Regions from separate parts of the Homo sapiens genome. Here regions 1 and 2 are each linked to region 3. Evidence: chromatin contacts called from ENCODE Hi-C or POLR2A ChIA-PET data. All regions are on one chromosome and are shown on one strand. The core of a region is the stretch at or near the end of the contact, and the rest is flanking DNA. Distances in the headings are between cores, read along the strand shown. Region 1 holds the start of MTHFD2L (methylenetetrahydrofolate dehydrogenase (NADP+ dependent) 2 like). Region 2 holds the start of G3BP2 (G3BP stress granule assembly factor 2). Region 3 holds the start of DCK (deoxycytidine kinase).

Region 1 (2,821 bases), core at 238-2,737, 3.2 Mb after region 3:
AACTGTCTTCCAAAGTGACTGAATCATTTTTTTATTCACCAACAATGAATGAGAGTTCCTGTTGCCACACATCCTTGCCAGCATTTCGTATTATCAATTTTTTGGACTTCAGCGGTTCTAATGGGAGTGTAGTGGTATCTCACTGTTGTTTTAATTTGTATTTCCTTAATGATAAATGATATTGAATATTTTTCCATTTTTTTTGACCTCTGTATGCCTTTTTTGGTGGGTGTTTTCAGATCTTTTGCTCACTTTTAACTGAGTTGCTTTTCTTTTTTCTTTAATTGTTGAGTTTCAAGAGTTCTTCGTATATTTTGGGTGTAAGTCTTGTAAAAATGTTTTGCGAATATTTTCTCCCAGTATGTGATTTGTTTCTTTATTAACAGTGTCTTTTGCATGGCAGAAGTTTAAATTGTTTTTTTCTTTTATGAATTGTGATTTAAGTGTTTTATCTAAAGTCTCATTGCCAAACCCAAGGTCACCTAGATTTTTTCCTGTATTTTCTTCTAGGCTGCTTATTTGTGTCAAATGGATTTAGATCAGCCAGGAAAGAGTAGGGTATCCCATTCTTATTGATATGATTTTAAAGAGCATATTTTCTGACAGTCTATGATTTTAAAAAACAAGTTTTCTCAGTAAAAGTGCAGCTATGAAAGACGTTGTTCTGACTCAACAGCAGCAGCCTGACCTTGGGAGAAAAGTTGTTTCCTGTTAACTTCCCAGCTGGTTTTATCTGTGACTGTTTTTTGTGTGTCTGTCTTAATTTGCAAAATGAATGGACAGTCTAATGTTTTACTTTTTCAGAGGGAGCAGATATTTTGCTTCCTCACCACACAAGCTCACCACACAATGCAGGGTTCTTAGCCTGCATCGACTTGATCATAACTCAGGAAAAGACAGATATTGGTCAATATTTCCTTCCAAAAGTGGAGATGATAAAGTAGAAGTATAGAAATCCTAAAGTCCAGACCTTCCTTGTTCAGCCAGGTTTTGCTCCTTCTCCACACACCTTTGTTCTTTTCTCCAACTTCCAAGGAATCTCACAAAGGAAGTGGGAAACAATGAACCTATTACTTCTTTCCTGCTTTAAATCCAATTCCACGTAGTCACGGAGACTGTTGGGCAGGATCTCTGGCTTGGTGGAAAGTGGGGCGTGCTGCCTAAAGTGATAGTTTGGAGGCCTTCTCTGTGCCGTCGCTATGGGAATGCCAGCTATATGTTGGCTGGGTGCGGGGCCCAGTCGCCAGGCCACACTGCACGCTTCCACATCCTCAGAGGGCCCGGGACTTGGGTCCTGGCCCCGCCCCCTGCGGACCCGGCACTCTGTCAGTTCCGTCCCCGGTCCTGGGAACCGCTCTTTACCCCACTCTGCGTGTCTGCCGGAACCTGGCTGGGAAGCGCTACTTGCTGCCCTGCCAGCCCGGGTGAGGGCGGAGCCAGGCCTCCAGCCGCGAGGACTGGAGTCGCGGGAGGTGGAGCCCCAGTCCGGAAGCCGGGGATCCGCGGCCATGACGGTGCCGGTCCGCGGCTTCTCGCTGCTCCGCGGCCGCCTTGGCCGAGCGCCGGCGTTGGGCAGAAGCACAGCACCCTCCGTAAGGGCACCGGGAGAGCCCGGGAGTGCGTTCCGGGGCTTTCGGAGCAGCGGTGTGAGGTACGAGGGCTGCGGGCGCCGGGTGCGGAGCCGCTGGCGGTGGGAGGTCGGCGGGGGCGCGGGCGGCGCTCGCGCGCGTGGGGCCCAAGGCTCGTGGGCGGCCGCGCGGCGGCGGGCTGGGTCGAGGACAGCCTTGTCTGTGAGGTGGCCTTGCCGGTCGCGCGGGCGAGTCGCAGTTGCCTCAGCTTGGGGAACGAAAACGTGCTCTGCTCTGGGCTCTCGCACCAGAATGTTCCATCTTTGCAGCAGGTGCACTTGATTTAGGAAGACATTTGAGGCACTAAGAAAAGGTAGTATAAAAACACGTGGTCGGCTTGGTCAAACATTTGTTTTTACTTTGGTTATTTTAGTGTTTCGTAAATAAAGGAGTAGGCGTTGTGCAGATGACTTACTAATGTTTGCGTTTCTGAATTCCTTTGTTAATAGTGTTGTCTAAGTCTTTTCCAACTCTAAAATTATTTATGGTTTCACAAAACCAAATATCAATCCAGATTTCTCAGTCTTTTCATGTATGGCTCTCCCTCCCTAAACCTCTGTCAGGTGATGAGACTTAGATTCATTACATGTCTTGGTTGCTGGCAAGAACCATGCAAATACAACAGGGTACGCACTCTTCTATCTTATGCTTTACCAGTCTTAGTTGCAAAATCCGTCTTAACAAGATGAAAATATATCTTCTTGACCCAGAGCTTGTGAGTCCAGAAGAGCCTCTGTTTTCAGACTTTCAGGGCTTCCAGAAATGCGCTTTCATTGCCATTTTACGTCCAAAATTGTGTCTCACTCGAGTTTTTGTATCCGCCAGTGCCCAGCACAATCCCTAGAAAAGCAATGACTGGTAACGTGGAAACTTAGATACTGTTTATTTAATTTAAATCAGTTAACTCCCTATTGTGTACATTTAGATCTTAGTCTCGAGTGTCTGAATTTAAAAATTACTTCCTATAGGATTTGCTTTGGACATAATTTCTTGTGACTAGGTCTTCCACAAGGATATGTGAGAAAATAACAGTGAATCAGAGTTGTGTAAGCTGTAGTAGGTTGGGTAAGAATGTTCCACTTAGTTTGGAACTACCAGCTAGATCTACTACCTAGGAAAAGCAGATTCTGTAGAATTCTATTTGTTTTAAAGAATTGAGGAAATTATTTGCCGTCACTCTAAATTACTTGTTT
Region 2 (2,706 bases), core at 69-2,568, 4.7 Mb after region 3:
GTTAATATCCCACAACAATCATACAGGGAGAACAGGACTTTACTATTCCAGCTAAAAGTGCAAGTGCCTTTTTTTTGTTGTTGTTATGAAGGAAAAGGCACTCTCCTCCCACCCCCCAAATCCGTTAGAACATTAAGTATGTCTTGGGGAAAAAAGCTGATCTATGCAGGAAATTATAGACGAAAATCTATATTCGCCCCAAAGCGGCAAAGGGCCATCTTAAGAAATCTGCTTTTAGAGACGCAGGAAAAATTCTATCAGATTCCACTAACAAAATCAACACAATCTAGGGAAGCTTCTGTTCCTTTCTGTCCCCCCATCCCAACAAAAGCGGGAACCCATCCCCCAAAAGCCATTCCCGAGTCAATAAGGGATCGTCTGCATAAGAGGGGGACGAAGAAGGCGCACGTTACAGTTCCAGTATCCGAACACGTTCGGATTAAACCCGCGGTGGCAGGGAGAGGGGGGTTGGTCAAACACGACGGAACACTAGGTACTGGGTAAGCGAAGCGGCGGCTGCCTTCAAACCCGGATTCTGTTTCCGTGCACAGAAATGGTGCCCGGAGGCCGCCACTTTCGCATCTGCGTCGCTTCTGCCTCCGTCGACACAACCTCTTTTCCCCTCCCCCCACGGGCGGGGTGGCGACGGCCTCTCCGCTCCGAAGGAACAAGGTACAAGAGCCGAAAACGATTCGGAAACAGGAACGGTGGGCTACCCACCCTAAAACATCCCCTCCAGAAAGCCTGCTCCCACACTTCCTGTATTAAGCTTCCATCAGCGCGCCTTCGGGAGCTGCTGCGTGCCTCCCCCCCCACTTCGCCACCTCATCCCCAATAAACCTCAACCCCACCTGTGCACTCGGAGCCCTCTGCCCGCAAGACGCTCGCGGGTCACCTCCCTTCCCAGGCGGCCTCCCACCCCTCACCTAGAGGAAAGACTGGTCTTCTCTCACGCACACACGGCACCGTAGGGAGCCGGCAAGAACAATGTCTCTGCCGCTACACCTCCGGCTCCCGGGCTCACACACCGGACGATTGCCTCGCGCCGCGGAGCGCGAATGGAATGTCCCTTTCCGACCACCACACCGACCTCCCCTCCCGGCGCCCGTACACACCTCCAGCCAACGGCGGCGGCGGGTACGTCGCGCGGAGGTCAGAAGAGTCGCTGAGGACCGGGTGCGGCGGGTTCTTATTGCTCGCCGCCCCCTTCCTCCGACAACTCGGAAGCCTCGGAAGCCGGAGAGCCGCGAGTTCGTCTGCCTCACAACCACCTCTTCCCGGGCGCCAGGCGCTGCGACGTGCGACAAGGACCACGGACGTCCCGCCCCCTTTGCCACCGCCCCCTCTTATTGTTTTACCCCTGCCGAAAGGGCCAGGGAACCCCCGAGCACAGCGTCAGCCAATCACGCATCTCCTCCAGAGCCGGACCCAACCTTCCCGTGTCCCTCTGCGGAGCACGCGCAGTACGCTGCCGCGCTCGCACACGCTCGCGCCCGGAAAGCCGGGGAACCGGAACCGGCCTAAAGCCAAGATAAGAGTCCGCTGATTTGACGTCACAAGCAGGCTGCCTTTCTCCGGTCCCGAGGCTCCAGCCTTGCCGCCCTTCTTCCTGATCGCGCAAGCGAGAGCTGGTTCGCAGCAACGCAGTGTCTTTTGTAGACTGATATTCTGGTCCTTTTTATTAATGGGAAGGAGGGAATTTAGTAATCTCTCTGAATAGGTGTCTGCAGGTTGCTGCTGTAGACGAGCTTAAAATGCAGCCGGTGATTTCAGCTGTTTGCACACTAAACTCACCTACATTGTTTACTTAACCCATCCTAGGTTTTAAGCCCCATTAAGAGGCCCTGCAGTAAAGGAAGAACATGACGTGGGCTTTACAGAGGGGGAAAAGACTATTTCTTTGTGTCCTTGTTACGAATTTAGGCATGGCTAAATATCAGTAGATACTAAAGCATTTTACATACTAAAGCTAAAAGAAGGCCTGAAATACAAGGATTACAGTCCTGTTCTAGCTCTAAGCCCAGACTTGCCCCCAGGGTGAGACACTGGTGACCTTGTTTCATGGACAAAGCCAAGCCAAATCTTGTAGTCAAGGAAGCCACTTTGCATCTTAGGTCTGGCAGTGTTTTCAGAGAATACCGAGATAGCACAGGAATTTTGGAATGAAGGACTGAGGAAGTGTTCAAAGAAACGGAAAGGAAAAAATACATTAATGAATGCTTACGAACTAAACATGGTGGACGCAAGCATGTACATCTCATCAGTTTTCTTCGCAATCCTGTAAGGGCAATTTTAAGGTATTTGGCATGTTAAGACAATACGTCAAATACCTTAAATATTGGCAGAGGCAATGCCAACATTAGGGCCTCCAAAGTCTACAATATCTTTACCTTTAGACTGCTTAAAGATACTGTTATATGCAAAATATTTGGGCAGACCATCACTTTAATGAAATCAACCTGATGTTTTTCCTTAAAGCATCAAAATACATTACATGCCGGCTGTCCTTTAATATACTGGGCTTATATACCAGGCATTCTTGTAATTATACAGCCTTCTGAGCCTCACAGTAACCCTATGAGCTAGTTGCTATATGTATGTACATATATATATATATATATATATATTTTTTTTTTTTTTTTTTTTTTAAGATGGAGTCTCTCTGTGTCGCCCAGGCTGGAGTGCAATGGCACGGTCTTGGCTCAC
Region 3 (2,826 bases), core at 70-2,569:
AAGACAAAACAACAAAAGAACGAAGTAACAAAAGCACAAATTTATTGAAGCGAACCAAGTGCTTCAAGAGTCCCAATTGCAGTGTTCTTAAGGGTTACTAGGCTAAAAGAATTTGGTAAATCCCTAGGTGCCCTTTACAGTCGTCCAATTGGTTGCACCCTATGAAGGATTGGCCTGCGACCAATCAGAGGCTGAAATGGAGATGGCCGAGGACAATCAGAGGCGATGTGGAAACTTCTGTCTTGTAATCACAGGAGTGAAGGTGTGGCCTGTATGCTGCCTAGTCTTGCCTAGAAATTGCTGCACCTGCTGTTCTTTTGCTTATGCCTTAACCCTTGGTTACCCTAATTCCCTATTCTCTTGCCTCATTAGGTCTTTACCCTGACTAAAAATGCACTCATCTAGCTGGGACAAATCCTACACTGCATTTGTCCCATCTAGATGAGTATTCTAGCAGAGTACATGGCACATGAGTAGGCATTCAAAAATTCAACATACAGTACATTTTGTTACCTATGTGCCAGGTGTCGGGCAGGCTGAGTTAACAGCTGAACAGAAACCTACCTACCCAACGTGCTAACTTCTATACAGCATGGTCGTGCATCCAAATCAAATGGAAAGCGGTATGGGAGATCTGGAAAGGCCTCCTGTGGGTGGCATCTGACTACCTAAATTCCCATCCCAGTTTCACTTACTGACTTTGACACTTGGAACAAGCAGCCTCTCAGTGCCTGTTTTCCCACTGGCAGGTAAATGGGCTAATGACGGTATTTCTGGCACTAGACTTCGTTAATTAATGAAAAGCACATAGAAGAAAACAGCCTGGCTCTCTAAGTGGGCAGTGCGATTCCCAAGGACGGCACTTCGCCTGATAGTCTTCCTCTAGGCTGAGAAGCCAGAGTAAATCCATTTGATTTTCCTACCACACAGTGCCTTCTCCCCAGATGAGTTCAAAGCTTTAAGTCTATCCAGTTCTGTCCAGACGCGTCTGTTCATCTCCAACAGGCCCACTAGAGAGGCGGGTTTTCCAAAGCCTGGCACGGCCCACTGCAGGTGACGCCCTCTGCCCTCCAGCGCCCTCAGGCCTCTGGGGTCCACCCTTCCTCCCCACCCGACTCCGGAACCTCTTCCCGCGCCCTGCCCGGGCGCCTGGCTGCTTGGGGTAGAGGCCTTCCGCCACACGCGCGGCCCCGCCCCGGCCTTCACGTGACCTGGCGTGCGGAGCGCGCACGCGGGAACCCGCGCTGGAGGCGGGCGAGGGCCGAGGGGCAGCTAGGGAGCGCGGCTTGAGGAGGGCGGGGCCGCCCCGCAGGCCCGCCAGTGTCCTCAGCTGCCTCCGCGCGCCAAAGTCAAACCCCGACACCCGCCGGCGGGCCGGTGAGCTCACTAGCTGACCCGGCAGGTCAGGATCTGGCTTAGCGGCGCCGCGAGCTCCAGTGCGCGCACCCGTGGCCGCCTCCCAGCCCTCTTTGCCGGACGAGCTCTGGGCCGCCACAAGACTAAGGAATGGCCACCCCGCCCAAGAGAAGCTGCCCGTCTTTCTCAGCCAGCTCTGAGGGGACCCGCATCAAGAAAATCTCCATCGAAGGGAACATCGGTAAGGAGCCTCCGGAAATGTGGGACGCAAGGCTGGGGTGTCGCGGCAGTGGCTGAAGCTTCCCTTCGCCGCATCTCTCTGCAGCAACTCGGTGAGGGCTTTCCCTCCAGCCTGGCGGTGTGGACGCGGCCTCGGCTTCCTTTCCCACCCAGAGCATCCTTCCCTTACCTCCCGCTCCACGGGGTGACTGCGGTCCCCGGGGTCAGACTGGGCGCCAGGCCTGCGGTCTCTGTGAGGCGCGCTTTGAACCTCTGCTCCCTCTTTGTTGGGAACTCGCAAAGGGAAGCGGGGGAAGGGTATTAGATTTCTTGAGGTGTAACTTACATTAAATTCACCCTTTTTAGGTGTACTCTTCTATGAGGTTTGACAAACATTATGCCTTTTGCTATCACCATGATCGAGATACAGAACATTTTCATCACCTTAGAAAGTTCCTACCTGCTCCTTTGTATTCAGCCCCCTCCACCCTTCCTATTCCCTGGCACCCACTGATTTGATTTCTATCCCTGCAAGTGTTGCCTTTTCCAGAATGCCATATAAATGGAATCATAGGCTATATCGCCTTTTGTGTCTGGCGTCTTTCATTTAGCATAATGCTTTTGAAATTCATTCATGTTACTTGTGTCTGTAGTTTGTTTCTTTTTATTGCTGAGTAGTATTCCATTGCATGGATGTACCATCGTTTATCCATTTTCTAGTTGTGGACCTCAGGGTTGTTTACAGTTTTTTAGCTATATTATTAGCGAAGCATTGTTTTAGCTATATTATTAACGAAACTCGAAACATTCGAGTACAAGCAAAGAGGTCTTTAATGATCTTAATAGCATGGAGTTCCTCACCCCTTACTCCACATCCAAGTAAACATTGGATTATGATTCAAAGACCACTAACGTTTCTGTTAACTCAGATGGGGGGCAGACTAGGCCATGCCTGTCACTTTGCAAGATACACACCAACGTCCGATTCTTCTGTATCTCCAACCACAGGAAACCTACCCCTGAAACTTCCTGTTTTGATAGATTTAAAAAAAAATTTTTTTAGCTCCAGGTTGGGTGCTGGTCATTCATGCATACAGCAAATTTTTTAAAATTCTTACCACATTCAAAGCACTGTACCTTCTTGAAAAAGGCCAGGCAAGCAGATGCTTTAAGCATTCAAATGAATAGAAAAACTGCATTCTCAAAGAGGACTTCTTATTTCATTGCTCCAGAATTAAAGCACCAGTAGAA

What was found. Hi-C counts contacts between places; a loop is a spot of excess contacts on that map. ChIA-PET counts read pairs that join two places held with the same protein, here RNA polymerase II (POLR2A). Pooled maps may share reads with other maps.
Region 1: a loop to region 3 is called in a map of naive thymus-derived CD4-positive, alpha-beta T cell, with 11 times the contacts of the local background. The contact joins the promoter of MTHFD2L here to the promoter of DCK in region 3. A Hi-C loop is called at or near these places in 2 of 168 maps with a recorded cell type or tissue (CD8-positive, alpha-beta T cell and naive thymus-derived CD4-positive, alpha-beta T cell) and 9 of 50 pooled maps.
Region 2: a loop to region 3 is called in a map of naive thymus-derived CD4-positive, alpha-beta T cell, with 11 times the contacts of the local background. The contact joins the promoter of G3BP2 here to the promoter of DCK in region 3. A Hi-C loop is called at or near these places in 1 of 168 maps with a recorded cell type or tissue (naive thymus-derived CD4-positive, alpha-beta T cell) and 7 of 50 pooled maps. POLR2A ChIA-PET finds 5 or more read pairs at or near these places in 1 of 52 experiments (B cell).

What each region holds. Positions count from the first base shown.
Region 1 is chr4:74,156,631-74,159,451 of GRCh38, forward strand. It overlaps MTHFD2L (methylenetetrahydrofolate dehydrogenase (NADP+ dependent) 2 like), which reads left to right and starts at 1,488. Exons shown (of 8, transcript NM_001144978.3): 1 at 1,488-1,651. The coding sequence starts at 1,509. RefSeq lists enhancers at 627-1,385, 1,386-2,142.
Region 2 is chr4:75,672,093-75,674,798 of GRCh38, forward strand. G3BP2 (G3BP stress granule assembly factor 2) reads right to left here and starts at 1,319. Exons shown (of 12, transcript NM_203505.3): 1 at 1,116-1,319. RefSeq lists enhancers at 199-1,176, 609-848, 1,129-1,418, 2,155-2,706.
Region 3 is chr4:70,992,330-70,995,155 of GRCh38, forward strand. DCK (deoxycytidine kinase) reads left to right here and starts at 1,320. Exons shown (of 7, transcript NM_000788.3): 1 at 1,320-1,597. The coding sequence starts at 1,507. RefSeq lists a silencer at 1,056-1,395 and an enhancer at 1,566-1,745.